Regions from separate parts of the Homo sapiens genome. Here all the other regions are linked to region 1. The links are chromatin loops, found by intact Hi-C in ENCODE. Cell type or tissue: endothelial cell of umbilical vein. All regions are shown on one strand. Links, peaks and the distances in the headings refer to the core of each region. The heading gives the core; the rest is flanking DNA. Region 1 overlaps USP40 (ubiquitin specific peptidase 40). Region 2 holds the start of HJURP (Holliday junction recognition protein). Region 3 overlaps USP40 (ubiquitin specific peptidase 40).

Evidence for each region. Hi-C counts contacts between places; a loop is a spot of excess contacts. Peaks named below come from ENCODE experiments on the same cell type or tissue, not always from the same donor. Only the 100,000 strongest peaks of a DNase experiment are listed, where the experiment ranks them.
Region 2: it touches region 1 in a loop (3.0-fold over the local background); 3 of 110 quality-filtered maps call a loop at or near these places.
Region 3: it touches region 1 in a loop (3-fold over the local background); 5 of 110 quality-filtered maps call a loop at or near these places.

Annotation. Positions count from the first base shown.
Region 1 is chr2:233,481,100-233,492,080 of GRCh38, forward strand. USP40 (ubiquitin specific peptidase 40) reads right to left here. Exons shown (of 32, transcript NM_001365479.2): 26 at 10,068-10,162; 27 at 8,266-8,384; 28 at 7,140-7,205; 29 at 4,668-4,878; 30 at 4,432-4,527; 31 at 104-198. Among named protein-coding and RNA genes, the nearest start is that of USP40, 80 kb to the right of the region's middle. In endothelial cell of umbilical vein, for the core only: no CTCF peak of the experiment used is centred there; DNase peaks (open chromatin) are centred at 6,202 and 7,422; H3K27ac peaks cover 2,953 bases.
Region 2 is chr2:233,849,420-233,860,400 of GRCh38, forward strand. HJURP (Holliday junction recognition protein) reads right to left here and starts at 5,116. Exons shown (of 9, transcript NM_018410.5): 1 at 4,965-5,116; 2 at 4,425-4,491; 3 at 3,146-3,201; 4 at 344-440. The coding sequence starts at 5,081. RefSeq lists enhancers at 973-1,473, 4,998-5,990 and a silencer at 5,058-5,317. In endothelial cell of umbilical vein, for the core only: a CTCF peak has its summit at 8,247 (motif pointing left); DNase peaks (open chromatin) are centred at 2,912 and 5,232; H3K4me3 peaks cover 2,129 bases; H3K27ac peaks cover 2,169 bases.
Region 3 is chr2:233,538,826-233,549,806 of GRCh38, forward strand. USP40 (ubiquitin specific peptidase 40) reads right to left here. Exons shown (of 32, transcript NM_001365479.2): 8 at 10,276-10,404; 9 at 3,443-3,538; 10 at 1,837-1,944. It also overlaps the pseudogene PPFIA1P1. Among named protein-coding and RNA genes, the nearest start is that of USP40, 22 kb to the right of the region's middle. In endothelial cell of umbilical vein, for the core only: no CTCF peak of the experiment used is centred there; a DNase peak (open chromatin) is centred at 5,636; H3K27ac peaks cover 343 bases.

The DNA.
Region 1 (10,981 bases), core at 1,466-9,465:
GAATCAACAAGAGTTTCCGGTCCCTCTCAGTTTCCAAGCAGGAATAAGAGAGAGTCAGAGAGGGCTCTGTCAGCTGCACATCTGTGCAGACCCCAGCAATTACCTTTTCCTTCTCCCCAGGGCCCGTTGTTTCTGCTTTTCTTTTCCAGTGTCATCTCTGATTGTACTGAAATCATCATCGTCGTCAATCAGGAGATTCTACATTTCAAAAGAAGTAATGAGCAGTGTTTTCTGACATCTTTTTAGCCTACATTTAAAAGAGGCATGTCTAAAAAACTACCTATATTGACAAAAGAACAGATTCAAATTTACATAAACTAGGTGAATAACTGATTAAAAAAAATCCTCTTGCTCGATGAAAACAAACTCGGGGGTGGCAAGAAGAGCTCCACAAGGGAAATTAATTTCCAGCCATCTGACCTTTCCCTTCAGCTCCAGAAGCTTCCACTGCGAGTGGCCAAACAGGGGGACTTTAAAGGGCTACCAGGCAACATGAAGACAGAGATCATCCACATCAGCACACGGATCTCTCATCGCCGCGCCAGAAGCACAGCTGTTTACTTTATAGACACCGTCAGTCTGTTCTCGCCTCTGTATTTCTATAGCCAGCCCCAGCTTCTGAGAGGCATGAACTTGGCTTTACTTCCTTGGCATCTCCTGCAAGCCTTAACTGCAGGGTTTCACAAACACAGGCTGCTCCCTGCATTCCCGTGACTGGGCAAGCCTCCTCCCTTTCCCAGGACTCGCAGGTTGTTTTCCACACGCATGTTATTTCCGTAAATGCTGTCCACAGGGAGGACGCCTCAGGGGCGCACCCAGGAAGGGAAGTGCGTGTCAGGAAAGACACAGCGCAGGGTCTGCGGGGTTCGTGCTGGGGGTTGCCCAGGTCGCTGGCTGCATTCTCAGGTGTGGAGGTGGGGAGCTGGCTCTGGCTAGACATCACAGTTAAACTCTTCAATGACTGAGAGATTAACCAGGCTCTGCAGGAGGGTCTGGCTACTTCTCAGTGCCCCGCCTCTGCTAGGAACATGTCGTGTCAAGTATTATAATCTCTATTCTAATACACTCATATGATAAGCCAATATTATAATTTCTGTTCCAGTAAATTGCACATGACACAAGTTTTAAAAATTGTGGGGAGGCTGAGGCTGGGGAATGGGAGACTGAGGCAGAAGAGTCACTTGAACTCGGGAGGTGGAGGTTCCAGTGAGTCAAGATTGCGCCACTGTACTCCAGCCTGGGTGACAGAGTGAGACTCTGTCTCAAAAAAAAAAAAAAATCTGTCAATTTCTTTCCACTTCATTCTATTACCTGTAATGCTTCAGTGAGCATATCCATGTGTCTCCACACACCTATGGGCGAGTTATTCTAGGGAATACAGCTAGGAGTGGGACTCCTTGGTTGTATCGACGGGCATCTGTGTACTAAACTAACACCAAACTGCTCTCCAGAGTAGCTGTACCAACTTGTGTTCCCACTGGAGTTTTTTTTTTTTGTTTTTTTTTTTTTGACACACGGTCTGACTCTGCCACCCTGGCTGGAGTGCAGTGGCATGATCTCAGCTCACTACAACCTCCACCTCCTGGGGTCAAGTGATCCTCCTGCCTTAGCCACCCAAGAAGCTGGGTTTTGCCATGTTGCCCTGGCTGGTCTCAAACTCCCGAGTGCAAGTGATCTGCCTGCCTTGGCCTCCCAGAGCGTTGGGATTACAGGCGTGAGCCACTGCGCCTGGCCATGTGTGTGGGAGTTCCCACGGTCTCACTAGCAAGGGCAGCTTCCTGCTGGATTCTGCAGCTCCCTGCAATTGGCAAGCTGATTCTCTTTTCATGTGTTTCCTGGCCATTCTCTTCTCCTCTGTGAACTGCCAGTGATAACCTTGGCCCACTTCTCTATTGGGTTATTTTTTGATAACAGATTTGCAGAAGATCTGCTGTCTATGCTGGAGAATAACCCTCTGCTGTGTTACTGCGTATGTCGCTCCCCTGTTTGTGACTTCCCTTTTCACTGTTTTTTATGATTTCCTTTGACGAACAAAAGTTCTCACTTCTAATGTAATGAAATTTACTGATTCTTTCATGGTTTGCACTTTCTGTTTAAGAAATCCTTCTTGCCAGGCATGGTGGCTCACGCCTGTAATCCCAGCTCTTTGGGAGGCTGAGGCAGGTGAACTGCCTGAACTCTCCTGTTCAAGACCAGCCTGGGCAACACGGCATAACCCCGTCTCTACCAAAAATACAAAAAATTAGCCGGGCATAATGGCACGTGCCTGTGGTCCCAGCTACTTGGGAGGCTAACGTGGGAGGATCGCTTGAGCCCGTGAGGCAGAGGTTACAGTGAGTGGAAATCATGCTGCTGCACTCCAACCTGGGTGACGGAGTGAGACCCCATCTCAAAAAATAAAAAAAAGAAATCCTTAACTTGAAGTCAAAGATTTTCTTATGTCTTCTAAAGATTGAAAATGAGTGGTTTTCACATTTAAGTCTTCAACTGGATTGCCTGTTGACTATGGTGTGAGCAGAGGTAAGTACAGGTTTTATGGGGCCTGACGCTGACTCAAGTCAAGCATACCTAATCCAGAAATCCGAAACTCAATGGAGCATTTCAGATTTCAAATTTTTGGATTAGGGAGGCTCGACCGTTAAGTATAATGCAAATATTCCAAAACCCGAAAAAACCTGAAATCTGAGACAGTTCTGGTCCCAAGCATCTTGAATCATAGATACTCAACTTGTATAAAATTAATTTTAGGGTTATGAAAATTAATGAATATGATTTTCCTACATAGATAACTAATTTTCCAGCACCATTCATTGAATAACCCATTTTTTAATGTTGCCTCAAGTATCTGTCACATTTCCTCACGTGTGTGATTCTGTTTCTGGGCTTTCCACCCTGTCCATGAGCCTGTTTGTCTACCCGTGCCTCCATGCTGCACTGTCGCCACAGCTGTGATCAGTCAACACTTGGTGAGGCAAGGACCCTGTCCTTTTTCTTCTCGCAGTGAGCCAAGATCGTACCACTGCACTCCAGCCTGGGCAACAGAGCGAGATACTGTCTCAACAACAACAACAAAAGAAAATCTTAGCTCTTTGGCCCTTTGCTCTAGTGTACGAATTTATGCTATTAATTTTATTTAATCTAATCTATATGGATTTTCATTGGAATTTCACTGAATTTACAGACTTGGGAAGAACTGATACCTTTACTATTGTGAGGTTTGCCTTCCAAGAACATGACGTGGCTCTAACAGAAGCTTTCTTTAACACTGCTAAGTATGTTTTTGTATATTCTCCAGAAGGTTTTATACTGATCTTGGACCCTTTCGAACTCCTCTATCAGATCTAATCATTTATCTGTGTAGTCTTTTGAATCTCCTTTTTTTTTTTTTCTTTTTTTTTGGAGACAGGATCTCTGTTGCCTGGGCTGCAGTGCAGTGGCACGATCTTGGCTCACTGCAACATCCACCTCCCTAGCTCATCCCTAGCGATCCTCCTACCTCAGCCTCCTGAGTAGCTGGGACTACAGGTGTGTGCTACCACACCCGGCTAATTTTTGTATTTTTTTGTAGAGACCAGGTTTCACTATGTTGTCCAGGCTGGTCTCGAACTCCTGGGCTCAAGTGATCCACCCATCTCAGCCTCCCAAAGTGTTGGCATTACAGGCATGAGCCACCGTGCCCAGCCTTGAATCTCCTTTGTAAGAACGGTTTTATATTTTCCTTTTCAAATTTCTTTTACTGCTCTTTCAATTTTTATTTACTTTTCTTTTGGCAGTGAGGGAGGGAATTCATTGCCCGTGTTGTTTAGTACAGTGTTAAACAGAAGGGGCGGTTAGGGGAATCCTTACTTTGGGTCCCACTTTAATGAAAATGGAAGCTTTTGAAGCTGGCACAGTGTTGCTGCTAGAGGTTTTGGGTATATGTGCATCAGGTTAAGGCGTTTCCTTCTATTCCTAGTTTGCTCTAAGTTCTTTTTTAAAGTCATGAACACTGGGTTTTTAATAATAAGTTTTATTTTATGCTTTTTCTGCATCTCTTGAGTCTGGCAGGATTATTTCTTACATAATCTATTCTTCACGCTGCCCTCCTCACATTCCTTGGATAACCTACTGTGACGTCATGTCACACAGTAGTGTTTTTAAAAACATACTTGCTGGGCTGAACTTGCTAGTATTTTACTTAGAATTTTCCATGTATGGTCAGAAGTGAAACTGGTCTGTATTTTATTTTAGTGTCCTTGGCAGTTTGGATACTGAGGTTTCAGTGGCCTTGTAAAGTCAGTTGTCCAGTTTTCCCTCTTTTTTATCCATTCTCTGAAACAATTTGTATAAAATGGGATAATCTGTGTCTTGAAGATTCAATAAAACGTCTCTATAAAATCATGTGACCCTCGTGTCTTCTCAAAGTGGTAAATTTGCTGTTAAACAACTTACCTTAACACCAATAGTATCTCCGTCTTTCAAGTAATACGGTGCCCCTTGCAAATAATCTTGTTTTTTTTTCTTTTTCCTCTTGGTTATTTGTTGGTTCTATGGGAAAATCAAACATCTTAAATAAGCAAAACTCAACCTCAAGTTCTCACTAACTTCTCTATCACTGTGAAAAATTGCATAACCTCATTGCTATGCCGGTAAGCCCCAATTTCTCTGAGACAGCCCCACAACTTTACCCAGCTAGATATCGGAAGCCACTCGAACTTTTCGGGAAAGTATTTGGCAATTTCAATCTTCTCCACGGGAAGACGATAGAAATCGGCAACTCTCTGCCTCAGGGAGCCGGCAGTCCCACCCTGGGCCGCGTTCCACACCAGGTCCAGGGCAGGGGCATAGGTCCTCTCACCAGGGATGCGCACCTGTGTCCTCAGCAGCACGTCCTGGGGGCTGTACCAGAAAACCGTCAAGCGCCAGATCCAAACAAACAAACAAAACCACGTGGTAACTTGAGGCATAATGGGCAAAGCTTCTCCTCCAGCTTTTCTGGTTTTTATAAGGAGAGATTTTTCCCTAAATGCTGGATGCTAGTGGCAAACTCTTATTCCGCATTTCAATTTCCTTTAATCTTGGAATGAAGAGCGGAAGTGAAGATCCCATTCTCGGTACACAGCAGAGCCCCCCCAGACGTGGTAGGGAACTTCCTCAGTGCGGGAGAAAAGGAAAGAGGTGGCGGCCTGAGCAGGTACGATGTGGCAGAGAGGGACAGGGTGAGAGAGGCCTGGCTTGATAGCCCGGCAGCTGGCAGGAGGAGAGCGGGCTCGAGGTAGGCAGTTATGCCCTTGACTCTGGGGGCTGTAAATGTGAGCTGCCATGAGGTAGCCAGGGAGAAGAACCTGAGGGTTGGAATTGGGAAGAGAGACACAGGGCGGGTGAGACACAAGGCTGCAGCTGTGGGAGATGGGAAACCTTAGCAGGAGGAGCAGAAAGAACAACACTCAGCAAGGCAGGAGGAACAGGGACGTGCAGAGGTCAGCACAGGCCATGGAGGAAAAGCTATAGATAAGAACTGGAAGGCAGCAAGGGGAAATGAAGACTGGTTCTTAGGATGCTGAGACAATGAATGATTTTTAGATGTACTTCTATTAAGTGTTTTTACCATCAAAAGAGGTCACGCAATGAGAAATGAAATGACTGGAAGAAAGAGAGTTCACGGGAAGATGTGGGCCCATGGAATCAGGGGAGTGCAGAGTGCAAGAGCAGAGGCTGCACAGCCCCATGTCCCCATGGGGGAGGGGGCTGCTGGCCAGGGAGTGAGGCCAAGGCCTGGAGCCCAGCACAGTGCGGCCAGAGGACAGAAAGGGCATCGGCACAGATGCTGAAGTTGCCAAGGAGGGGACAGAGGCTGCTGGAGAGAAACAGGAGGGACTAGAGGCCTCCTTGAGAGCAGGAGTGCCCTGGAAGTTGGTCAAGGACAGAAAAGCCCATGGAAGGGGCCTGAGGAGGCACACAGCTGCTCTTCAAAAGGGCAAAAGGCACTGTGCCTATCAAAACCTGACACAGCTTACAACCATTGTGACAAAGGGTCAAAATCATAAAGAGCTCACACAAATTCCAAGAGAGCTTTTCCTTTAGACTTCATTACAGAAGCAGTCAAAATACACGAAATAACTCAATCATGCACTCACAAAATACAGTTTGCAAAAATGCCTGAACTTATTAGTCATCAAAGCACTGGAGAATATGAGAACAAGATAATCATCTTTCATTTATCAATTTAGGAAATACCTAGACGATGAAATAGTCAATGCTGGTTTGTGGGTGAGGTAAAATAAATACTCATATTCTGGAACAACTTGCCTGAAGAAATATTTAACTATTTTAAGAGGTTTAAAATGTCCACACCATTTGATCCTGGAATTCCCCTCCAGGAAACTATTTCTGGTTGTACAACTTGTATTAAGAATGTGTTTTTATAAAAACACTAAAATTAAATACATGTTAGACATGGTTGAAAGATAACTTTCTCATATAACAAGCAGACCACAAGAAGGATACTCATATCATAATAGGTAGAGCAAATCTTAATAGTTCATGATATTTACAAAAGGACTTGTAAAATATTTTCCTACAGCGAAAAAAGAACAAGATGGTTTGATTGTAGACAATTTTGGGTGTATCTTTATTTAATAAATAATTATTGACTATGACATGGGCACAATTACTATTCTAGGTATTAAGGATATAGCAATGAATAAACCAAGTACTTATATTCTAGTAGTGGGAGACAGATACTAACAAATAAATCAGTAAGTACAGATATGTCAGGTGATACTAGGATGAAGAAAGTAGAATAAGGGGGCAGAGCGACGGGAGCAATGATGAATCCGTTGGATGGCAGACTGTCCGAACACACTGACAACAGCTGCGGGTGGGCCTCTTGCTGACACTTCAGGGCCATCATGGGGTCAATATGCACCTGGTGATTACTGAAAAATTAATTCTCCCTTACTGTTTTTATGGGAGAATAAGTCCCAAGTTTTAGATGCCCAGACATACAAACATATTTCTAGCACACACTCTGTTTCAAGTTGCTAGGCTACTTAGAAGCAGTGAAAAAAATGCTACACTATGAAGTTGTTAAAGCTTCAAAAGGCAAACGAGGTTAAGATACGTGTGTGTCACTTCAGATGCACAGGAGAATTTCTTACCCCAAGTTTTCGCCTTTCTGAAGGGGCTCTAAGCAGATCTCAATTCTCCGTCCTAGTTTATATTCCCTGATAATAAGTGAAACAAGATAATATTGAGTGACATAACATTTAATTTTCTTGAATTTTTTTTCCCCCAATTTTAAGCTTTTTTCTTAAGCAAAGAATTGTTTTCTGAGTACTTATAAGAACACCCAAACTTTTGGAAAAGGGGAAAAAATGAGAATCCTTGCTGCGGTGATTATTTAGATACTTGAGTCATTTCTTACTAAACATGTAGGTCTGGCTCTGGGAAGATGGCCAAACTGCCAAAGAAATTTCCCTCTGTTCAGCCGGGGTTAAGATTCTCATGCCAGTCACTTTGGGGTGGTAATCAGAACCGATTAAAAGCAGCCTTGGCCAGGCACAGTGGCTCACGCCAGTAACCCAGCACTTTGGGAGGCCAAGGTGGAAGGATTGCTTGAGGCTAGGAGTTCGCGACCAGACTGGGCAACATAGGGAGACCTCGTCAAAACAAAAAATTAGCCTGGTGTCGTGGCACATGCCTGAGGTCCCAGCTACACAGGAGGCTGAGGTGGGAGGATCACTTGAGCCCAGGAGGTTGAGGCTGTAGTTGAGCCATGATCACGCCACTGCACTCCAGCCTGGGCGACAGAGCCAGACCCTGTCTATTAAGAAAAGAAAGAAAAGGAAAGAAAGGAAAGAAAGAAAAGAAAGAAACGAGAAAGAAAGAAACAAAAAGCCTCAAGGCTGCTTTTTGCAAAGGAAATGACCCAAACCTGCTCTTTAAGTTCAAAGTTTCAGGAGGAGGATCAGCTGAATCCAACATTTCTGAGTGAGAAACAGCCACTCCTACTTTCCATCTCACTCCAAATGCTTTTAAGTTATATAATGTCACAGTCACTGGAGCACAGAAAAAATATACAACACTACATTTATACTTAACATGGAAAACTGAAGGCCTGCTGGAGTTTATGATGAAAAGTGTCACCCAAGTCACAAGCGTGGCATGACCAGGAATGGGCTTTGTTGTCACTCAGCTCAGAAGACTGATTCCTCCTCCATCCCTCACACCAGCCAGTGCGTCAGCAGCAGAGAGGGACAGTGTTGCGTCCAGCAAGGAACCTACCTGAGTGGCTGCCGGTCAGTTCGTAAAAGCCTGCCTGGGCGCTTCCTCTCCACCGTCCAGGCTCTGAGGTGGGCTGGGGACGGGACACCGAACTCCAGGAAAGGAGGCAAGGTCATGGCCTAGAAAAAGAAACAGACATTTCTCCAACGGTTTTAAAAAGCACTCTTCAAAACATACTGTTTTAGAAAAAAAAAATGAAGCACTACACAGTGGCATCTCAAGGAAAGAGTATCTCAAGTAATGATAACATCATTTTAAAAGTCACAGGAATCTCTCTCTCTCTTAAATAACACTAACCCTGAGCGGTCTTCATATTCCTCTGCACTGAAATCACCTTGAGAAAGAAGTGAGTTCCCTCTCTCTAAATCTGAGTCAAAAGCTTCTTTTTAATCATCATGTTTAAAAAATGAAACTTTGGAATTAACTTCCATGGGAGTAGAATTCACCAGGGCAGAGCCCGCTCTAACAGTACAACAAGGGACACAACAGCAGCCTTCTTCCGTGCCCGCGCAATCCTCCACCAGTGTCTGCTCTGCCGATGAATCAGCTTTTGATTCTGAAGTATTTCAAAATCTTTGGCTGCAATCAGTAGGCCCAAACTGCTTGTTCTAATTCTGAAGGGATCACTTTAAGCCCCTACTGATATACTTAGGTTGGAGCCTCTAAAATTACCAATATTCATCCATTTTTTGACCTAAAAACAGCAATTTTATATCTTTCAACTTAATATGAGAAAAAAAAAGTATTTTCCCATTTGTTCTCATGAGAATAAGGCTGTCTGCTTTTTCTTTTCTCCTTTTTTTTTTTTTTTTTTTTTGAGACGGAGTCTCACTCTGTCACCCAGCCTGAAGTGCAGTGGCGCAATCTCAGCTCATTGCAACCTCCCTGTCCTGGGTTCAAGTGATTCTCCTGCCTCAGCCTCCGAGTAGCTGGGATTACAGGTGCCTGCCACCGTGCCAGGTGAATTTTTTTTTTTTTTGTACTTTTAGCAGAGACAGGGTTTTACCATGTTGGCCAGGTTGGTCCCAAACTCCTGACCTCAAGTGATCCGCCTGCCTCAGACTCCTAAAGTGCTGGGATTATAGGCATGAGCCACCACACCCAGCCAACATATGCTTTTTCTTGAGGAAGGGTATTTCATATACTGAGGGCGCACAAAAGCCAAACATCAACAACCACTAGTCATATATAGGCCCCACATTTTCTCCTCTAAGAGAAGAAAGGAATGCTCATTTCAGTCCAACAGTAGGCGGATGCTGCTTCAACACTGCATTGTGCTTAATCCAGCCCTTCCATTTGGATAAAACCCTCCTTCTCTGTGAACGTTAATGCATAAGAAACAACACAATACCTAGAATATCTAGTTTAGCATCCTAACATAAAAGCTGGAGTTCTAACCTCCTGGAAAACTGGTAACACAGCTTTTCATAACAACATTTAACATATGGGTCACAATGGTACACAAACAATGTAAATAAAGGGATAAAGTGAATGCTTTACAAATGTTCCAAGAAACCATGTTTCCCTAAAAAAATAAAAATGAACAAAAGCCGCAAGTCACTGAGGATAGATTGAAACAAAAGCACAGCATGCCTGTCAGAGGAGGGACCAGTGAGGCCACGAGGAGCCGTCTGCACCATGGGCGTGTATTGCCTGCGGGTACTTACCACTGAACATGGCATATGACAAATGCCATATCAGAACAGACTGTAATTGAGGGAAAAGGAGATAGAAGAATATATTAATATCTCACTGGAAGAAGCCACATTACCACTAAGTTATGGTGCAGGAAGAAGTCTGACCTGAGACTTCAGCTCCGCCAGCGTGGCATCTTCTGAGATCTCTATGTCTCCCAAGTAGAGGAGAGAAACTTGCGCAGGCTCGTTCCCAGAAGCACCTTCCAAAGGACAGAGCGGGATGTTTACAAGGAACTTGAAACTTATTTTGTGTTTCTGAAATACATTGCCATGTTTTGATATTGTAAATAGGTTATTAAAATTCCACTCAAGAGCCTCTGCATCCAAGTCTTATGAGGAGGCCCTGTCTGGCAGGTAAGCAGGCAGGGACATGTTGTCGGCAGACTCCCAAGAGGTCTGTGACACTTATGCCCCTACCTTGAATGTACTTTTCCACATTCTCTCCTTCCTCAAAGAGGACTTTTTGGGTAGGATATGCTGGCTGCATTCTGTATGTTAGCTTCCTGTTTCCTCATCATAACACTCATCCCAACCTGTTCCTCGTGTGTGTGTGTGTGTGTGTGTGTGTGTGTGTCTGTCTGTCTGTGTGCAGGCGTTTAATCTGCCTCCTCAAAACAACAGAATTTTCAAGAGGAGGCAGGCCATCTATCTTGTCTCCCCAGTTCCTGGTACAATGGGTGCCACATAGTAAATGCCCAATAAATGTTTATTTATAAGGAAATCTTGACAATAAGAAGGCCTTTCCAAGTTTGTTTAAAAAAAGGGAAAAACACAATGCTTTCTCATCAAAAACAATATAAAAGCTGGCAACTAAATTTAGACTGTCTTCACTTATTTTTGCCTTAACTGTCTTTACTGCTGAGCATGCCACTAATGCATAGCAAGAAATTACAGAGAGATTAGAAGTCAACTAAGTGCATGAGAAGTTCCTCTTGTGTCTTAAGGAAATTACAGGCTGACACTACCGGAAAGATAATTTTAGGAAATTCTAAAGAATGAAATATATAATCACCTGCTAC
Region 2 (10,981 bases), core at 1,655-9,654, 370 kb after region 1:
GTGGGAAGCTGCCCTATAGAAGTGAGGGTTCACAACACCACCCTGTAGGGGCAAATCTTAAGTCTTACTAAATCTGGATATTAACTTTTCACATGGAGGGGCATGTTTATTTACTCAAAAAACACCTGAGTACCATTCATATGTCAGGCACCGGATGTAACTGTGGGCAAGGCAGAGCTCAGAAGGAATCAACAGGGTACTTTAACATGATTTTAGTTTTTAAGATATACCTTAGAAAAAATAAAAACTTCACTACTGAGGAATCTAGGCTTTAAGCTGTTGTAACAGGTGCGTCAGACCTGGTCCCTCCTGACTTCAGTTCTCTGACGAAGGCAACACTCACCGGCTCCCAGGACTGTGCGGTGCGAGGGAAGCTCAGGACCCCAGGCTGCAGCTTGCACGGAGCCATCTGTCCTGTCCGCGGGCTTCATGGAGGAGTCCTCCAAGTGCAGAAGCCAATAAAAACATGGTTGTTTGAGTGACAGCACATTTCAAAGTCACCGCAAAATAATAAAACTGCAATCCTTCTGTTAACACAGGAGACAGCAAGAGCCTGCCACAAGGCTTCTCTTCTCCCTGCATGTCCACTTTATAAGAGGCCTCAAGAGCGTAGGAAGGAGCTGAGGCTCCCCTGGGTTGCAGCGGGGGCTGCTACTTAAAAAGCCACTTGGAAGGAGCAGGGAAAGTCAGGGGCCCAGGCACGAGCAGATAAGCTCACACCTCCTAACAGTGGCCCAGGGATGACAGGGACTGGGGCAAACAAAAAGCCAAATTGAAACAGAACAAAATTGTCCTGAGGTCATCAGCGAGAACAGAGAAATAGGCAAGTGGCCCCTGGGCAACTTCCTGTGATCTTTAAAGAATATGCTGGAGTATTTAAGGCGGGGAGGAGCCAGTTTAAGCCCAAGCTAACGCACAGAGGCAGCTGCTTGTCCTGACCAGGAGCTCATACCTGGTGGGCAGAGGTGGTCGGGCGGCCACACTCCTGGTCAGGCCTGCTTCAGCTCTCCAGAGCCTGCTCTATAGCAGGCCCCACGAATAATCCCAGAGCATGGCATCGGTGGGTTCTCAGTAATGAAATTCAAGCATTCAGGATACCAGATTGGCTGAAATATTAATATTTTAGGAACCACCCAGCCTTATAAAAACAGGGCGTGAGAAGGTGGCGAGGCCTATACCGTTAGGGATGGTCCTCAGGTGTCAACTCTGAGGGTTCAGAGGACTTGGGGCTACCCAGGAGCACTACAGGGTAACTGAAGCCCACTTCCAGAATATCAGAACCTTTGCTTCCAGTGAAACCGTCACGTAAGGTGGAGTTTACAGGGTTGTTTTGTGGCTGTGTCTGAGGCAGAACCTGGTTTGAGAATCACAGAGAAGCAGACGATCTACACCAACCCCAAACTATGTGGTAGCTCTGGTAGCTACAAACAGAACCCAGGCATTGTGTTATAACCAACCCAGCACAGGTCAACACCCGGCCTGCCAGGGCCCACAGCCTCCCCCAGCCTCCAGGGCGGCAGGAGCACCAAGTCGTCTGGGAAAAGGTGAAGGCGGATCTGGACACTGTCACCAATAGCAATTACAGTGAAGTCAGAGATGTCCCCGCTGAAATCTCAGGCTACGCCCAGTTTCCTAATCCCAAGAAAGGGTCTGAAGATTCTGGAGACCCAGGTAGGGTTCCTCCTACATTTTAAGCAAAAACCTTAAATAAATCTTTAAATGAAAACTTTTTGCTACCAGGACCATATTAAGCACTGGTCTAATGAGTGGACATCTGTATTATGCATAATTCAAAGAGTATATATACTTTAACCCGATAATCCCACTTCTCAGCATTTATCGAAAAGGGGGACTATCAGTATTGGGAAGAGACAAGGACCGGGATTTTCTCTGAAAACCATTTCTAACAGAGGCTTTATAAATAAAGTTTTATTGGAACACTGCCACGTACACTCATTTACATATTATTTTCGGCCACTTTCCTCCTGCAACACAGAGCTGAGTAGTTACAACAGAGACCATAGAGCCAGCAAAGCCTAAAATATGTATCATCCGGCCCTTTGTGGAAAAAGTGTGCTGACCCTTATTTATTAATAAAGGAAGCCACAAATAGCTAATTGCCTATCAACAGGAGAGCAGTTAAAAAAACATGATTTTTTAAATAATTATATAATTTTATAATTATACAACAGTTGATGAAGAGAAGAGTTTGCCAGATGTATTAACCGGAAAAGTGAGGGAGAAAAAAATGCATTTATAAAGATATGTATTATAGGGAATCACATTGTACTAAAATAGCATTAGTGACCATCTTTGCAGAGAGGAATCAGCTCATTTATGTAGTTGTATGTACTTTTAACATTTTTATGACTAGAATAATTAATCAAGAAGATTTGATTTCAAATTTGCTGTTAATATCGTCACATTGATCTTGATGTTTTTCATTCTTTCATACAGGTTCCTTGACCTGTGACCACAGAGAGGAACCATGTGGCATCTGAGAGGCAGTGATTAACTGAATACCAGATAACCTGGCAAAAGCCACTGTGGCAAAAGGGCTCCTGGATGCCCCCGTAGAAAGGCCAACAGCACCTTCCACTAAAATAACGGGTCTCAGAGCGACAACACCCTCGGATCAACTAGGCAGGGAAGCCAGGGTCTTCCGAAGGTAGAAAAATGCAGAAGGAAAGATGTGTGATCCTCCAGGCTGCACCTCTCCTCATCTCTCTTCCTCCCCTTTCAAAACAGGAAGAGAGACATTCTTCTTCCCTAGAAGGAACTGGATTTGGTATTTTCTGTAAGGACCCAAACAAAGTGAGTGCCTCGCTGGGCTGGCACGTGACCTTGGGGAGGGTTACCCAACTGGCCCAGCCTCTGCACATGTATTATCAGAGCCCCTCAGCCTGTGACACAGGAAACACAGGGTGATGAAAAAGGCCAAATATTACACAGTGACTCCTTGCACTTGACAAGCTACAGAAGAAATGCTTCTAAATCCTTAAAAACAGAAAGAGTATAATCATGAGAAAAAGTGCCCCGTGGTGGCCTCTGCGTAAGCTCAGAGGTTGGGCATACCCACACCTTTATTCATATGAATACTCCTCCACAGCAAGGTTATTTGGCAATAAAATTTGACACTAAATACCTGGATCTCTCCTTCGTTTCTTTCCTTTATTAGTCTTCCACCCCAAATTCTCAATCCTGAAGAAAAGAAACAAAAATGACCATTTACATAATCCTGAACGCTGAACTTCTGCTCAATCTGTGTTCACCAGATGCCAAAGTGACAGGCAAAAAAAAGGTACAATATTAAAACCAAGCCAGGTTTCTGATACCCTGCGATTGTTCCTCTTTGTAAAGTTTCAGGTTTTTAAGGCAAATTCGTCATTCATGGAAATCTCTCCTACCTACTAGAAAACGGCTCATCAAATTACATCATTAGCCCAAAAAGTTAAATGAAAACAAGGAACATATGACAGCGACTGTCCTTAAAATATATAGAGGGCAATCTATATACCATATAGAGGGAGTAAGCACTTTTCGCAGGCAATCTCTACATCCCATATACTGAATGAATGCTTTCTAAGGGCAATCTACATGTTATACAGAGACCAAAGGGTAGCAGACCTGCCACTGGAATATTTTAGTTTCTGCCTGTGTAAACTTTTCACCCAAGATGTGTCTGGATTGGCTATAAAGGCAGAAAGGTAGGATTTCTTTTAACTCAAGGAGCAGATCTTGTGAACCTTCTGTGTCCGTTTAATGCAACATAGAACTTGCTCTGAGGTTTGTTTTCATTAAGTGATACTGAGTTAGTTATAAAGCTATATGGGAGGAATTGACCCCAGCCAGTGCAAAGTGTCACCAGCTATTTACCAAAAAGAATCCACAAGATTTCAGTCCGTTTACATTAACTATTAAACGGAATGCCTTCTCCTCCCTATTCAAGTACTTGGAGCCTCAAGGAAGACAGTTACTACTCCAAGTTAAACAGGGCAAACAATAGTCAATGTGAGTATTCACAGTGCGGGGCGGGGTACTGTTCACAGTTTCATAGGGATTGTACGTGACTGTTACAACACCCACGCCCAGGAGACATTATTGTCATCATCCTTCCCATTTCACAGATGAAGACACTGAGACCAGTCCAGCTAAGCAACTGCCCCACGCTGCCATGGTGGGGAGGTGGCCAGCGGGGATGCCAACCCGGTAAGCCGGAGGCATGTGAGCCAGGAGGCACCTATGTCTCTTCAGGAATTGTTCTAATAAGTAATTCAAGTAATTTACAGGTTTAAGGGCACCAATGTTTTGGTTCCTATTAGTTAGGTGAACAATGTTTACTTCTTAAGAGAGCAGGGACAGCATTTCAACTACTCCATTCACACTCTTCACCCGAATACTCAGAAGGTGGGGAAGACCCTTACCCTGTGGCGTCTCGTAGGTCAGCGTGGCCATTTGCACCACCGGGGTGTCCTCGAAGGGCTGGTTGTACTGCGGAGGAGGAAGGGGCTTCCTGTCAGGTTCCAGGGCCACGAGGGGCCCCAGACCCGGGAGGAGGCGGCGCCAGCCCGTGAGAGGCCGTTAGTCTGGCCTGGGGCGCCCCAAACGCGGTCTCTGCAGCGGAGCCCCCAACTCCGCCTCTCTCGTCCCACTCAGGAGCACCCCCAGCCCCACCAAACCCTCCTCTCTGCACCCGAGCCCCAGGCCTGCTTCCCCACTCCCCGTTCCGGAGGCCCCAGTCTTTCCTCCCCGTCCCCGCACCGAAGCCTTCGGCGCTGCCTCCTTTTTCCCTCTCCGGAGCCCCCAGCTCCGCCTCCACCTTCTCTCCGCATCCAAGCCCCAGTCCCGCTTCCCCAACCCCCGCTCCGAGTCCTCAGAGCCCCTTCCCTTCCCGTCCTACGTCCCCTCCCAGCCTCACTCCGACACGCAGGCCTCCCCTCCCGGCGGACCGGCGGGGGCCGCACCTTCTCTATCAGCCGCTGCATGCGCCTCTGGAAGCGGCGGCGACTGGCCCTGAGCTTCTGCAGCAGCTGGTCGTCTTCCACGTCCTCGCCCTCCATGGCGCGCAGCGTACCCAGCATCGGACCCAGCCAGTACCCAAGCGCCAACCCGGACTGCAGGGCCTCGCGCGCCACAAACTCAAATAGGAGACTCCGCCCTCCCTGCCTTCCTCTCGGTTTTCTATTGGCTAGAGCGGAGAAGCCGGGCACTGATTGGGCCTTTCAAACAAATTTGCGTCCCACCTTCCGGCCAATCCACTCCCGAGTTTCCAGCCACGCCCCAATGTCCGGCGGAAGGGAGGGAGGGTCTCCGGCCGCCACGGCCGGTGGTAGTTGTACAAACAGCTGTGTGCTTATTCATCAGCGGTGCTGTGCGAGATCCGGTGGGATGCGTGTCATCTCCCGCGCTGTGCACCGGAGATAAGTGCGGCCTGGAGATTTCTGCGTGACTTGCTCTGGGTGTCGCCGCTGGGCGAGGTCCGCCTTCCTCACCCCTCCGCCTGGGATCCCGGCGCAGTTTCCAGGGCAGGGGCCTAAGAAAGACAACCCCAAATTACCAACCCAAAAGGAGGCAGGATAGCGAATATTCATCTAGAAGGAAAAAATAAGTCTCAACGAATGACACATTTAAAGATGCTGACAAATGCGATACACATCACAAAATCCAGGAAAATACTTCTATTAACCCAGCTTTTTCCCTATGTATTTCTGATTGCATATTCTGCTTCTTCATTGATATTAATCTTGTAATATTTTCTCCAGAGAGAAGAGCAAGATAAATCAGTCTTTAGTATGGTTGATGGAATTTATGATTGACATCTTAGGAAAGTTTCATTCAGCTTCATCACTTAACCACATTTGTGTGCTTGTGCTGATATGATTACCATAGTATGTGATTGAAAATAAAAGCATTACTGAGCACCAGGAGGTCCCTTAGAGGGGGCTCTTCACCTCCTTTCAGCCTGCACGGCAATTCTATCATGATGTCCTGCGGAAATTTAGGTGGGAGTGGGTGGAGGGTAAGAACTTCAGGGCTCATGTAGTGTGTGTGTCCACAAAACGTGTTGCGTTGTGCTGGACACAGAGATGTGCTGGCCTGATTCCCCTTAAGATGCCACAGCTGCTAGGAGGGCAGTTGGCAGGGGCCTTCAGTTGTCAGCCTATTCTGGGATGATTCAGTTGCAGAGAACTCCCTCACCCAAGGTCCTGCTGCCCCAGGGTGGCCCAGCACCAGTGACTGATCCAGGTGGGAACAGGAAGGCTGTATCATTTCAGTCTGATGGAAGAAAACCCTGGGCCACTTTATCTTCCGAGCTCTCAATTCCACGGAATTGGATGGGGTAACCTACCAATCCTGTTTCTTTCCTTCCCTTCCTCCCTATATAAACATCCTCTCTGAGTCTTCTCCAGTTGCAGGATCTACACATTTAACTTGTACCTTTTCCAATTTTCACAAACAGACCGAGGTGTCTTCCTCCTCCTTCCTTAGGAGTGTTCAGAAACTTAACATGCTCTTCCTTGGACTCTGTGCTTCCCACACATAATTTACTTTTCAAACATCTAACTGGGCCCATTTAGAGACTTGAGACCTTGAATAAGATTTTCTTTTTTCTTTTTGAGTTTTGGATGATTGACTCTTCCATTGTTACCAGATAGAGTTGTCCAGGTTCTTGGTGTGTTGAACAAAGAATTGAACAAAACACACAAAGTAACAAAGGAATGAAGCAACGAAAAACAAAGCAACAGGAGAACGGAGTAAGGAAAGCACAGATTCATTGAAGACAATTCACAGAGTGCGAGCGGACTGGAGCCCGCAGCTCAAGAGCCTCTTCAATTAGGGTTTTTATAAAGCCAAAAGAACTTGGCAACACCCCTGGGTACCCTTTAGAGGCCTCCAATTGGTTACACCCTATGAAGGATTGGCCTGTGACCAATCAGAGCCTAAAGTGGAAACTTGGCCTGCAGTCATTCAGGGGCTGAAGTGGAAACTTCTTTCTTGTTATCACGGGAGTGAAGATGTAGCCTATGTCCTGCCCAATCTTGCTTAAAACTGGCTGCACCTGCTGTTCTCTTGCTTATGCGAACTGGCTGCATCTGCTGTTCCTTTGCTTATGCCTCAACCCTTTGCTACCCCAGTTCCCTATTCTCCTGCCTCACCATGACTCTCTAACAAGCACGATAGTACCAGTTTTCAAAACTGGCGTCTCCCAGGGCTTATTCTCTATTCCTGGGAAACCATTCCAAGATTTCCTTTGCTGGCTTCACTGACAATCCAAGCATCTGCCTCTGTCCTAGGAGTTTGGGGGCAGCTTCAGTGGAAAGATTTCTCAATCTCAAGTTCAAGTCTTTAATTGAAGTCCAAAACATACTTGCTTTAGCCAAACTCCTTCTGAGCCAGCCAAAGTCCATGCATTAACCCTTATTGTTCTGGCCTGGTGGTCTTCCAGTCGTCTCTGACTGGCTTTCCCCATCCCATGGTCTAAAGTGGTGCTCCAGCTAAAGAAAGAAGAACCCTGTATCATGCTTCTCATGTGATGCTGTAGCAGGACAAGCCGCAGACAAAACCCCTCAGACACCGAGTTAAAGAAGGAAGGGCTTTATTCAGCTGGGAGCTTCGGCAAGACTCACGTCTCCAACAACCGAGCTCTCCCGAGTGAGCAATTCCTGTCCCTTTTAAGGGCTCACAACTCTAAGGAGGTCCATGTGAGAGGGTCGTGATCGATTGAGCAAGCAGGGGGTAAGTGACTGGGGGCTGCATGCATCAGTAATTAGAATGGAACAGAACGGGACAGGGATTTTCACAGTGCTTTTCTATACAATGTCTGTAATCTATAGATAACATAACCGAGTAGGTCAGGGGTCGATCTTTAACTACCAGGCCCAGGGTGTGGCGCCAGGCTGTCTGCTTGTGGATTTCATTCCTGCCTTTTAGTTTTTACTTCTTTCTTTAGAGGCAGAAATTGAGCATAAGGCAATATGAGGAGTGGTCTCCTCCCTTAATGCCATTCTCTGTAACACCTCACCCTACCACCCTTGGCAGCCTAACCATATTACTCCAGACCTGCTAAGCAAACTCCTTTGCCACCACTTTCCACTCCCACATAACAGGGAAGGATCACAAGTCAGCTCCTTCCCCAGCAGCAGGTTTCTGGGTGCAGCATCTTGGAATCTCACAGGGTTTCCAGAGATGACGGCGGGTGGCTCCGGCTGCCCCTGCACAGTGCCCTCTACTGGCCGGGCTGGGATTTCCAACCCTCCAAGTGCTGTTTAAATGCCTAGGAAATAGTTCTCTTTAAAGTTATATTACGGCTGCTCTTATAAAATGTGCCTGAATTTTGCTTCAAATAAAAGAGATGGAGACTTATTCTGCATGGAGTTGTCATGTAAATATGTTTCTGTTGGAAAGGTGTGGAAATGTTACCACCAGTCTGTGGTTGGAGAAGCGCAGCTTTTGGCTGGTCCCAGCATTGACACAGAAACTGCTGTGTAACGGTGAGAATGTCAGTCTAAGATAAATTATCGCAAACATCAGACCCCACCTATTAGGCTGCTAAGAAAAGGGTTTGCTTTTTTCTGTTGCCCTAGAGCTGATGCAAACACAGAGGCTGTGAAATAGGCAACAAGCTGACTTTCCACGAGATGTCAGCCAAAGCTCACAAAATGTGTTGTTTGATTGAATGAGTCTCACATCTAACTGAAGTAATTAAGGATGCTGGCAAGAATTTAGCTGGAGGATCTTTCGTGAAGCAGTTTATAAAGTCCAATACTAGAAGGATGGCAAAATAAATGATGATAGATACTTGTGTTCTATTGGCAAGAATTTTGAAGAAGTGTAATTATTGATATCAAAATTCTATATGATCTGTTTAATACAAAAAGGTTATAAACCTGTATTATGTGTGCATTTAAAAAGTATATATTATATAATATAAAGTATGATTATACATGTTTTAAAAGTGTGAGTATATACGTCTCAGAATGTTTCCAGGGCCGTCTCTGGATGATGGTGTGATGAATTATTTTTAATATTAGTTTTCCATAGCTGCATTTTCTAGAATGAGCGTTTGCTGTGCAATTATGAGTTTGCATTACTGATGTAATTAGAAAACACAGGGGGCCAATTATCTTAGTTCATTTTGTGCTGCTATAATAAAACCTGAGAGTAATGAACCTGTAATTTATAATGAACAGAAATTTATTTCTCACAGATCTGAAGACTGGTGAGTCCCAGCCAGACTGAGTGATTGGCCTGTGGTGAGGGTCTGAGTGATTGGCCTCTGGCGATGGTCTTCTTGCTGTGCCATCTCATGGTGTAAAGTAGGAGAACAAGAGAGGGCAAGAGAGAGCAAAAGGGAGCCAAACTCATTCTTTTTTTTTTTTTTTGAGACAGTCTTGCCCTGTGACCCAGGTGGAGTACAATGGCATGATCTCAGCTCACTGCAACCTCTGCCTCCTGGGTTCAAGTGATTCTCCTGCCTCAGCCTCCTGAGTAGCTGAGATTACTGGTGCGTGCCACCACACCTAGCTAATTTTTTGTATTTTTAGTAGAGATGGGTTTGGCCAGGCTGGTCTCAAACTCCTGACCTCAAGTAATCCACCCACCTCAGCCTCACAAAGTGCTGGGATTACAGCCACTGTGCCCAGCCTTCAAACTCATTCTTTTATGAGAAACCCACTCCTGTGATCATTTCCATAATAATGGCATTAGTCCATTCCCTCTGCCATATGGCCTAATCACCTCTCATTAGGCCTCACCTCCCAACTCTGTTGCATTGGAGATTAAATTTCCAATACATGTTTCTGGGGGACACATTTAAACCACAGCACCCCTCATGTGTTTTTACCTTGGCTTTGCAAAATCAGGGGCCATTTATCCAAATAAGACAATGGCCCCAAACATTCTAAAGCTGCTATTGTACAGCAGGTACAACACATAGTTGGTAGCAATATATTCAGCTTTGTCTTTTCAGTTCAGATATTAAGGGTGGTCTTATCATTCTACGGCAAATCCAAAGTTTCTACTGAGGTCGTTTCAAGGACTCTCCCTTAGAAGCATTCTAGGGCATTCTCAGGCCAACAGGTATACTCACTGGGCCTCTTTGCCAAACTCCATTTATCCTTCATATCTGCTGCCAGGTAAGCCAGCCTCAACACTGAGTTCTTGATAGTTTCATTGAGCTTTCATTGCTGAATTTGTTACCCTAGGATTTATAATCAAAGTAATTAGATCTAGGTATTTCTATAAGATCATTAGACCTTATGGTTTGGGGATAAAAGATTTAGTAAATACCTTTGCTTATTCTCCTGCTGCTTGCTGTGTGTGTGTGTGTGTGTGTGTGTGTGTGTGTGTAGGCAGTCTTATTTCAACTGTCTTTGTTTTGTCCTGGATTATCTTGTGTTTATTGATCGCATAAGGGAGTGTTCCACGAAAGACAGATGCATATATGTTGATTATTTTCTGCTTCAATCTAATCCAGTCTTGAAGACAAATGGTTAGAGGTTCCTTAGACCTGTGACAATTATGTGAAAAGGCAATTAGTCGAACTTAGCCTTGGGCACCCTACAAAACCTTCATAATGACATTTATACTTTTGTCAACTTGTGGAAGAAGACCTCTTTGCTCAGTCTATATTTTAGGTCAAACAATTGTTGGGTCATTGGCAGCCTCGTTGATTTCTAGCTTCTGCTTGGTCTAACTTCTGACACCACTCATGAGCGCGCACTGTAGCACAGTCGACTGTAGTGACCCATCTTCCTTACGTGGATTTGTCTGTATCAAATTTTCAAACTCCTGCAGAAATTCTTCTTTCTATCTATAGTCTCATTATGATCCTTACTCTTGCATTCTTTTAGGTAAAAGGCAAAAGATGGCAAAAAAGATGGCCATTTTAAGGAAAGTTTGCTGTGTCAAAATCAAATCATATTTTAGGAGGCACTCTAGAAAAACTGGGAGGCAAACACACCAATCTTTCAATAGTCAG
Region 3 (10,981 bases), core at 1,697-9,696, 58 kb after region 1:
GGGCAACATACGGAGACACCATCTCTACAAAATGAAAAATAAAAAAAAGAACACATAGCCAGGTGTGGCCAGGTGTGCCTGTGGTCGCAACTACTCAGGAGGTTGAGCTAGGAGGATCACGTGGGCCCAGGAGGTCAAGGCTGCAGTGGGCTGTGACTGTGCTCCTACGCTTCAGTCTGAGTGACAGAGCAAAACTCTGTCTCAAAAAAAAGGCAAGCATTTCACGCCAGGAGGCAATAACAATCCTAAATGTGTATGTACCTAATAATATAGCTTCCAGAAGATACATGAAGCAAAAACTGTCAAAACTTTTTTTTAAAAAAATGAGACAAATCCACAATTATAGTTGGGAGATTTAAAAATTCCTCAGTAATTAATAGAAAAGGCAAAAAAAAAAATAAGAAGAATAGAGAAGAAACAAAGAACACAATCAATTTGACCTAGTTGTCACTTGTGAAATGCTACATCCAATAACTGCAGAAAACAACCTCTTTAGTGAACACAGAACATTGAGCAGGATAGACAACACTCTGAACCGTAAAACAAGTCCTAAGAAATTCAAAAGAACTGAACTCATATAGAGTATGTTCTCAAAGTACAATGAAATTAATTAGAAATCAATTTACTGACATAACAAAAAGATAACTAGAAACCCCCTAAATATTTGGAAATTGACCAACACACCTCCAAAGAACTCAAGAGCCAAAGAAAAAATAAGAGAAATTAGAAAATATTTCAAACTGAATGAAAATGAAAGCTTGTTGAATATAACTGACTATATTCAACAATATAACTATAATCAACAATATAATTTGTTGAATATAACTAGTGCTTGGAAGAAAATTTATAGCTTTAAAAGTATTAGAAGGTTTAAAAAAAAAACTGAGTTACCAACCCAAGTAGCTAGAAAAAGATGATCAAATTAAGTCCCAAGAAGTAGAAGAAAATACTTTAAAATAAGAACAGATATCAGTGAAATAGAAAATAGAAAAGCAATAGAGAAAATCAATAGCATTGCATCAAATTATATCTAAGGCAAAAGCTGGTTTCTTGAAAAGGAAAAAATTAACTTGATGGCCAGGCAGATCACTTGAGTCCAGGAGTTTGAGACCAGCCTGGGTGACATGGCAAAACCCTGTCTCTACAAAAATTAGCTAGGTGCAGTGTCACATGCCTGTAGTCCCAGCTACTCAGGAGGCTGAGGCAGGAGAATCACTGGAGCCTGGGAGGTGGAGGTTGCAGTGAGCTGAGGTCGTGCCGCTGCACTCCAGCCTGGGCGACAGAGTGGACCTCAACTCAAAAAAAAAAAAAAAACAAAAAACAAACCAAAAAAAAACTTGATAACCCCCAAGCAACACTGATGAAAAAAGGTGAGAAAATAAAAATTATTAATATCAGAAATGAAAATGGAACATAGCTTCAGGTTCTACAGACACTAAAAGGATAATGAGATATTTTGAACAAGTTTATGCCAATAAATTTGATACCATAGATAAAAAGGCAAATTCCCTTACTAGAATTTTGTGTAAAAAATCAAGTGAAATCTGGGTGAATACCTGAAGACATTTCTCTAAGTAAAATGATAAGCTTTAGGGGATGAACTCTGACATTTTTTAGGAGTCACTCCCCACTATTTTTGCTTACTTCTTGTTTCTATGATAAATAACTCAGTAAGTAATACTTAATAAGTAACTTAGTAGGATTCTAGCCATTATACAAATACGGTGATTTTATTTTCACCTATTTTAAATATCCTTCTGCAAAGGAATTCATGTTGTTGCGATCATAATGAAATTTCTTGGGACTAGGACTTCCCAAAACGATGCCATGTATTACCTTCCGCAGTGGTCCATGCTGTTTTCTGTACTTCTTGTTCCAAGATATTCCTATCTTTTTCAAAAGTTTCTGGCCCAGCTGATCAACAGGAATTAGATTATTCTCCTCCTTATGAGAGAAACACAGTCACTCAAGAAAATCTGATGAGAAATAATTGCATACTTAACAAATTCAAAGAGACCAACAGGATTATACCTAATTAAATATGCCTAGAACAGCAAACACGTAAGTTGATTCCATCATAATTATTTTATTATAAAAAGTTTTTTAAAAACTGGTTAAGCCTCAGTTGAGAAAACTTGGATTTTTGCCATTTTCCATGTGCCATCTTCCATTTGAAGAGCAATATCAAAAGTAGCTCAAGGTTTCGTAAATTCCCAACATTAAAAAGGAATTTTCCATTTAAATGTGTAAATTACTGATATTAAACAAGAATTTTGGAAGAGATACGTAAGTACAAAAACAAAGATGATTAATGTCTTATCTAAATGTTTTGAAGTATAAACAAGTTCTAAAAGGGGGTGAGATGTAGCGGTGACAGACTGAATTGTATCTCCCCAAAATTCATATGTTGAATTCCTAACCTACAATATTTCAGAATGTGACCACATTTGGAGATTAGACCTTTAAAGAGGTGATTAAGGTAAAACGAGGCTGTTTTCCATTTTAGAGTAGGCCCTAAGTAAATCTGATTGGCATTATCATAAGAAGACGAAGTTTGGACAAAGTGACACCAGGGAAGCACACACACAGAAGAAACACCATGTGAGGACACAGGAAGAAGACGGCCATCTGCAAGCCAAGGAGAGAGGCCTCAGAAGAAACCAAAACTGCCAACACCTTAATCTTGGACTTCCAGCCTTCAAAACTGTCAGAAAATACATTTCTATCATCTAAGCCATGCAGTCTGTGGCATTTTGTCATGGCAGCCCTAGTAAATTCATACAATAGTCATAGATCAATATAATTAAAGTACTCGACCCAGGTCCCTAGCAGGAATTATAACAAATCATTTATTAAGGATGAATGAATAAATGAAAGAAGACCTCACATCTTTAAAACAGCATATTAAACAAACTTTAAAAGTCATCTACTTGAGATATTATCAGTGAGTGCTAGGAATGAAAAAGGGGACACACTTTCAGGTCACATAGACATTAAAAGGATAATATGGAAATGCAATAAATTGCAAAACAGCATTTAGTAAAGCTCAATTTGGTTTAAAATGACAATAATAGCCAAAAAAGTCATAACCCAATTCCAATATACATATATAAACATAAAGAAAACAGAATGCAAAGAATATATATCAAAGTGTTAACAATAACTGTCAGTATCTGGCCTACTTATACTTTTTATCTTTTGTATATATTTTCTGTTTTTTTCTTGAATTTTCTACCATGAATATGTATTTCATTCATAACCAGAAAATCCCCACAAACATCATTAAAATATAGATACAGAGAATGTCCTTAAGGAAAGACTATGAATGGTAATAATATCACACCTAGCAATTAAACCGCATACATTCTTACATATATACACACATGCACACATACACACAATACATACCATACATACAAATACATACACACACATACTATACCTCTAATAAGATTGCTTTTAGAATCATCAGTGGATGATCAATCTCTTCTTCACTCTGGAGATCTTTCAGATTCACATCTGGTTTACTTTTTTCCTCCTAGGAAGGAAAACAGTATGAGTTTCTATCACTAACCCCTTAAAAAGTAACAAAATAGGAATGTTGGCCAGGCACAGTAGCTCACACCTGTAATCCCAGCAATTTGGGAGGCCGAGGCAGAGGGACTGCTTGAGCCAGGAGTTCAAGACCAGCCTGGGCAACATAGAGAGACCAGCACACTCTACAAAAAGATAAAAAAAATTAGCCAGGAGGTTGAGGCGGGAGGACTGCTTGAGCCCAGGAGGTCAAGGCTGCAGTAGGCCGTGATTGCGCCACTGCACTCCAGCATGGATGACACAGAGCAAGACGTTGTCAAAAAAAAAAAAGGTTTCAAGATGATGAAATGGTGGTAAAAACATCACAATAATCTGCATATGCTTGGAATGAGGCAGACCTGGCTTTGAATTCCAGCTCCTGGTTGAGCAATCCTGGACAATTTACTTCATCTCTCTGGCTTTAGTTGTAAATTGGGAATACGAAACAAGTAAACCTTCTAGCACAATACACACAGTGGGTTCCAATATTTTCCAGCTTAGCACTACTTTAGCTACATTTTACATAATTTGATATGTTGAGTTTTCATTAAAATTCAGTTCAAAGTATTTTCTGGTCTTCATCCCGTATGGTCTCATTCACTTGTGTTGACCTAAGGAAATTCTACTCATCTTTGCAGGCCAGGCTCAGATTAAATACTCCTTTCTATTTCCTGACCATCCAAGTTTTCACCCCATTTTATGAAGGTATTGGGGAACATGTCAAAATTCCCCGGTAAGTTATTTTCATTGCCTTTTATTTCCATACATGCCATCTTGCAGAAGTATTTTAAATGGACTTAAAACCAGAAATACAGATAGTCCTAAACAATGCAAGCCAAAAATAAATAATCAATAAGTGATGGAAAAATATGGCAGGCCAGATACAACCATCCTGCTACAAAATTACTAAAAATGCTAGATAAAGTAAAACCAAAACAAATAAAAACATCTTAAACACACCATGAGCTTGCAAGAACATCAGGGAAAACTCTTCTGAGGTCAAAAAAGTGAAATGGGAATGTGGGGAAGAAATCCAAAGATGAGGCCTCCAGATGTGCAACTGCTATGGCCAGAGTAGTTAGGTTCCCCCAAAATTCATACGTTGAAACCTAACCGCCAATGCAATAGTATTAAGAGGTGGGGTCTTCAGGAGATAATTAGGTCACAAAAGATGAGCCCTCATGAATGGGAGTAGTGCCTTTATAAAAAAGGCCTGAAGGAGTTTTGTGTGTCCTTTCTGCCATGTGAGGACACAGCAAGAAAGAGTCATCTATGAAGCAGAGCAAGTCCTCACAGACACAAAATCTGCTGGTGCCTTAATCTTGACTTCCCAGCCTCCAGAACTGTGAGCAATAAATTTCTGTTGTTTACAAATTACCCAGCCTAAGTGTTGTGATAGAGCAGCCTGAACCTGAATGGACTAAGACACCGATCTTGCTGACACTGAACTTCCATTTTGATGCCCATACAGGGCAGAGTTGGGGAGAGAAAGCCTAGGCCTACCCAAAGGAGGGAGTCGAGGGACTGGTCTTTCAAACAACAATCAATTCTCCAATTCTCTGACATCAACTAGGTGTCACACAATTGTATTCAATTCTGACACTATCAGGTGACAGCACAGACTCCATAAGTTGAGGACTCAGTCCCGTAAGACTGTTCCCTACTTCAAACACCAACTACATACGGAGTCCCTAGGGTACTCACACTTCTGCCTGGCTGATTACAAATTCTAGGGTTCCCATCACCCCAACTCAGGTTCATAATTTTCTGGAACAACAGTTAAGAACTCAGGAACTTATACTACACTTTATTACAAAGGATATAAATGAATAGCCAGATGGAGACAGACATAGGGCAAGGTCCAGAAGGGCCCAGAGTTCAGGAAACTCTGTTTCCGTGGAGTCGCGGTGGCCACCCTCCCAGCATGAAAATGTGTTCACCAACCCAGAAATGCCCCAAACCTAATTTTTCAAGAGGTTTCACTGAAGTTTCATTACAGAGGCATGACCGATTAAATAAATCACTCGTCACTGGTGACTGAACTCAATTTCCTGTCTCTCTCCCCTCCCCAAGGTCAGGGAAGCAGGGCTGAAAGTTTCAACCCTCTAATAATGGGACTGGCTTCTCTGGCAACCAGCCTCCATCCTGAGGCATCTAAGAGTGACTTCATTAACATCAACTCAGGTTTGGTGGAAAGGGGCCCATTATGAATAACAAAAGACACTCCTATCACTCAGGAAGTTCCAAGGAGCTCTGTGCTAGGAATGGGAACTGGAAAGGATGACCAAATATATACTTCTTAATATATCACAATGACAAAATCCGGCAAAAAGTTGGAATCCCTAAATGGCTATACCTTCAATATAACCACGACCTAGAAAAAAAATCCACCTTACAATAAAGGACAATGAGGAACTGGCTTGCCTTGACCTTGATACTGGATGAAGGGGGAAAAATGTCCTTTAATAATCACAAGTAGGTCCTCATGTGGGTTTGTGTCCCAAATTCATACTAGCTGTATTGCTCTAAAACCATCAATTTGATGTTGTTAAGGGCTGGTAGCGATCTCAGGCTTGTGTTAGAGACAAACACAAATCTTTCTTGGAAGAAGGCACTTTTAACTCAGTCCTCAAATTACTCCCGTAAATCAAGTTCTTAAAAAGCAAACAAACAAGCAAAGCAAGAAGCCTACAGTCCACAATACTAAAATCACAAGGAAATACAATCAGCAACATCAGAAGATATCCAAGTCAGACCTACAAAGTCTTCAGATGCTGCAATTATCAGAAAGAAAATAATAAAATAAGTATGTTTAAGGTGCTTGAAGAAATTTATGACAACGGGATAAGAGATTTAAAAATGACAGGAGGGAAGAGGCAAACCGGCAATGTAGAGATGATGCTTGAGCCTATGAGCCCAACATATGACAAGTTGATCCAGATGACATATAGGCTGGGCCCAGTCCTCCTCCACTCTGCCAGTGTCTGACCCTGGCCATGTTGGGACAGGCTGGTCCAGTCATAGAGCTGCCAATTGGGTGCTGTCATGGAGCCTTCTTTGCCCCACTTCCTCAAATGTGCAAGATGATGTTCCAAATGATGCCAACCATCTGTGAAGCCAAAGTCCCCCCAGGAAGCTGGTGGCATGGATCAGGCTCCTCTTTATAGCCAGATCTACATTCACATTTTGCAGTTAGTGGCCTCCATGCTAGAAGAAAGGGATCATCTTCCAGGCACACTAAGAGAGACTAAAATGTTGGCTTTAACCCAGAGAAAATTACACGAGATTGGTCCTGAAAACTACTCCTTACAGGCAGTACCTACTAAAGAACTCCATGTATGCAGGGCACAGCTCCTTCAAAGGGAAGAAGTAATTGCTGAACTGTAAGTGGAAAGAACACTACCTGGCTACGATTAGAATATTTGGGACCCTTTGTCTGTGGGCACAGGGGATCTGTCAGGATAATGGTAGTAAAGAGACAAGCACAGTGTCCACCAGATATATCTACTGCAGGTGAAATTCTTAAAGCACAAAATCATTATCTGAACACCATGAAGTTCTGGATGAAAAGCTAGTGATTCTTAAACAACAGAACAATAAGAAAAAAAAATAACAAATGGGATGCTTGATAGCCATTAACAAGAAAACATACCAAGCACAATATTCTATTGTTCTCTAAGTCCTGAGGAAGACCTTGCTAAGGTGTTAGAGCTTCAAAAATGGACAGGCAGTGCAGAGACTGAAGCCACATGAAGGAATGCCTGCCTGCCCTTTGAGTCATGTCACAGAACTGGGAAGAGATCCTGATGCTGCTAGAAAGAAGCTGATCAATTCTGAAGAAATGAGCACAAAACTCCAAAAGAGATGTCCAGGAAACCACAACCCAAAAGAAATTCAAGGAAGAGAGAAATCACTACTCTCAAAACATGCTGCCTCACCAGAGTGTGAAACTGCCTTTGTACATGACCTCAGTGATAAACCTGAAGATGAAATTGCAAACAGATATTTTATGCATCAAAAAACTGAGGATAAATATTGCCAGCTAGAAAAATACCTCAAATCTTCAAACTGGCTGAGCAAAAACTGTAGCAGGCATCAAGGAATGTAGGGGCATACTCCCTGAGGTGGAACCTGGGCTGGCACAGAGGCTGGGAGCACTTCCTAAGACTGAAGAGAGACACGGCAATATTGAAAAAGGTCACAAAAGGTGGAGGCACAACTGGAAGAAAAGAGCCACGAACTGCAATGGGAATGGGCAAGGCAAAAAAAATGAACACCATAATAAACACTTACCAGACATGGACAAGCTTCGATCAGAATCTAATGAAAGGCTTCATCTTAAAGAGAGAGCAAAATAAAGCCTATTTGATAAGATAAGGGGAGTTTAAGGCGGAGTGAGAAGGCCACTTTCTTAAGGATTCTCTACTGTGGGAAACTAAAAATACAAGAAGGTAGTTTGAGGGAAGGTATAACAACACGATAAGGATTGGCTCAAATTAAACATGGTAACAGTAAGGGCCGAAACACAGTAGATGAGGATAACAAGTGTTTAACTTCCTCTAATTGGGAAGGTGCCCGGCAAGCTGGTATCTTGGCAAATGTGACACAAGCATTTGAGAGCAATGCTTGTACAGCTTTCCCAAGCCAGAATGGGAGTTCCATTCACTGCAGTAAGCAAAAGAAATGGAAGGCAAAGGATTTGGACAGGTAAAACAAAACTGTCTTTTTCCATAGATGACTTCAACATGAGTGTTTAGCAAGATTATTGGTTGTTAGTGTATAAATTGTTTAATATTTTATATATTTTGGTATATAAAATCAACATACTAAAGAAAGTTACATTTCAATACATCAGCCACAAACACTCCAGAAAACACAAAATTTAGGCATAGATCATCTCCCTGGTAAACATGTTCCTGGTAGAACACAGTTTGACTTTTTTCATATCCAAACTTTACAGAACATGTATCTCTCAATACGTTCCAAATACAACTGATAGAATGTCAGAAATACAGACGAACACTTTGAAAAGCTGGCTGAGTGTCATCAAAGGGACTGTGCATCTTGGATACTGCTGGCACCACGAGATGCCGTATTACAAGTAAATGTGGAGCAAGTATTCGTCAACAACAGCATTAACTTTCTGATAACAGGAAGCTATGCTTTAAGCATTTTACATCCTAACATTACGGTTTGTGACTTACTTATAGACGTTTTACTGTGTCTGGGGTTGATGTGTAATAGATTATAATTTCTTGGGAACTAGACACCGGTTAGCACTTTCCCTCAGAACATCTGCAAATTCTTTTTTTGAGAAATATTATAAAACTTTTTAATAAGACATTAAAGGGACTTTAGAAAATGAAAATGTATATCTTGTGCACATATGAAGACAGGAAATCCCACTGAGTATGTGTGTGTATATGTGTATGTGCACACACATGTGTATCTGTGAGATTACTGACAAGGTGATTCTAGAAATGTACACAGAAGCATAAAAAATGAAGACAGGTCCCACACTCCTGAAGAATGACAGCATGTAGGGAGACTTGTCCTACCAGAGATCAAGACTTATTACAAAGCTATGGAAATTGACAATGTGGTATTTGCCCAGGAATAGAAAAAAATGAACAATGGAATAGAATAGAGAGCTGAAAAACAGACTCACACAAAAATGAAGAGTAGACATAACAGAACTGGCATAGTACATTGGTAGAGAAAAATTGATTACTCAATAAATAGAAATAGGTAATTTTTTCAAGTGGAAAAAAATCCTTCTTACACCTCTCATAGGAAACCATTCTAGGAAGATCAAAGTTTTAAATGTAATTCAATCAGTGGTTATTGAGCACTGTTTCAAAGAGCAACCATGAAAGACATGACTATGCATAATAAACAGGACAAAATTCACCCTGGTTTTAAATCCTATTGTGAAAGCTACAGACACGGGATTTATTGTTTTTATCACATGTTCACCTGCCATCTGCAGGATACAAAATTAATATTGTGTGTTATCTAAATCAATGCTCATTTTATTTTTCAGAAAAAATTCAATAATTGTCAGCTATAGGAATTGTGCTGTCTCTTTATGATAATGGAGTAACTGTATAGCTAAGGAATGGTTCCAGATTACAGGAGAGTTAGCTAACTAAATACCATGCTTGACACTGGATTTGACACTAGAGTGGGGGAAAAATTGCCATGAAGGATGTGAACTGGAAAACTGGTGGAATCTGAACATAACTATTAGACAACAGTATTATATCAATGTTAGAAGTTCCTTATTTTAATCAATGCTCACGTAAGATAACATCCTTGGTTTTAGAAGATAAACACTCAAGTATTCAGTGGTAAAGGGACCTGGTGTCTTCAACTTAATTTCAAACGGTTCGCACTAATAATGATAACGTTAATAATGTGTGTCTGTGTATGCACATGCACAAATGTGGCAAAATGTTAACAATTAGAGAATCTAGGTAAAGGGTATACAGGAGGTGTTTTTACTATTCTGGTAATTTTTCTGTATGTGTGAAATTATTTAGAAATAAAAATTTAAAACTTGTATCTGTATTAACTTTCAGTGCCTATCAAAGTTTTCTATAGAGTGGATATATAATAAATGGTAAACAAAATTTCCTCAACAAAATAATAGGAATAGAAAAGAAATTGCAAAGATATTTCTAAACGAATTTCTATACGTACTTGAAACTGCCAGTTTCCCAAATGATCAACATCTTTAATATATACATGGTAATGGCCTCCGTAGCAGCCACCTTTGTGTATAATAACTGAGAAGAGGTCATATATATATTCTAAGTCATCCAATTCACTCTAAAAGAAAAAAGAACAAAAATATTGATATAGTTTTCATAAAATGCTGATAATAATCAAAAGAAAAAATAATTTCAACTACTGAAATTAATAAGAAACTTCACTGTTTGTTATTTAAGAGTAAAGATGAATTCAAGTAATTGGCTTTAAATTTAAAATTTTTAAATTAATTGATCTAATGGCCAGTCACACTACACCAATCAAATTCTGCCTCTTAGTTGACCATGAACACAAGTACCTGAAAAATACGTTACTTTTATGTACTTTGGCTAAGATCATGTAAGCCAATAAAACAATGAAATATGTTACCCTATCAGTGAGTCTGTTGTAGAAATTTTTAGCAAGAGAAACCCATCTTCGTACAATACCTATTTACGCTGCTTTATAGATGCACTCTTCTTTTAAAATGCATCCCCTTTTTTTATTGATATATATCTAGTTGAAATTGTCCTCTATTTCAACTAGGTTGTCATGTGCCTCAAAGTCAAAGCCAGATCAACTATCACCCCTCCTGACACTACAGTCCTCTGTATAGAATAGGAACTTACTAATTATGACTATCAACTGTTTTTGTTTA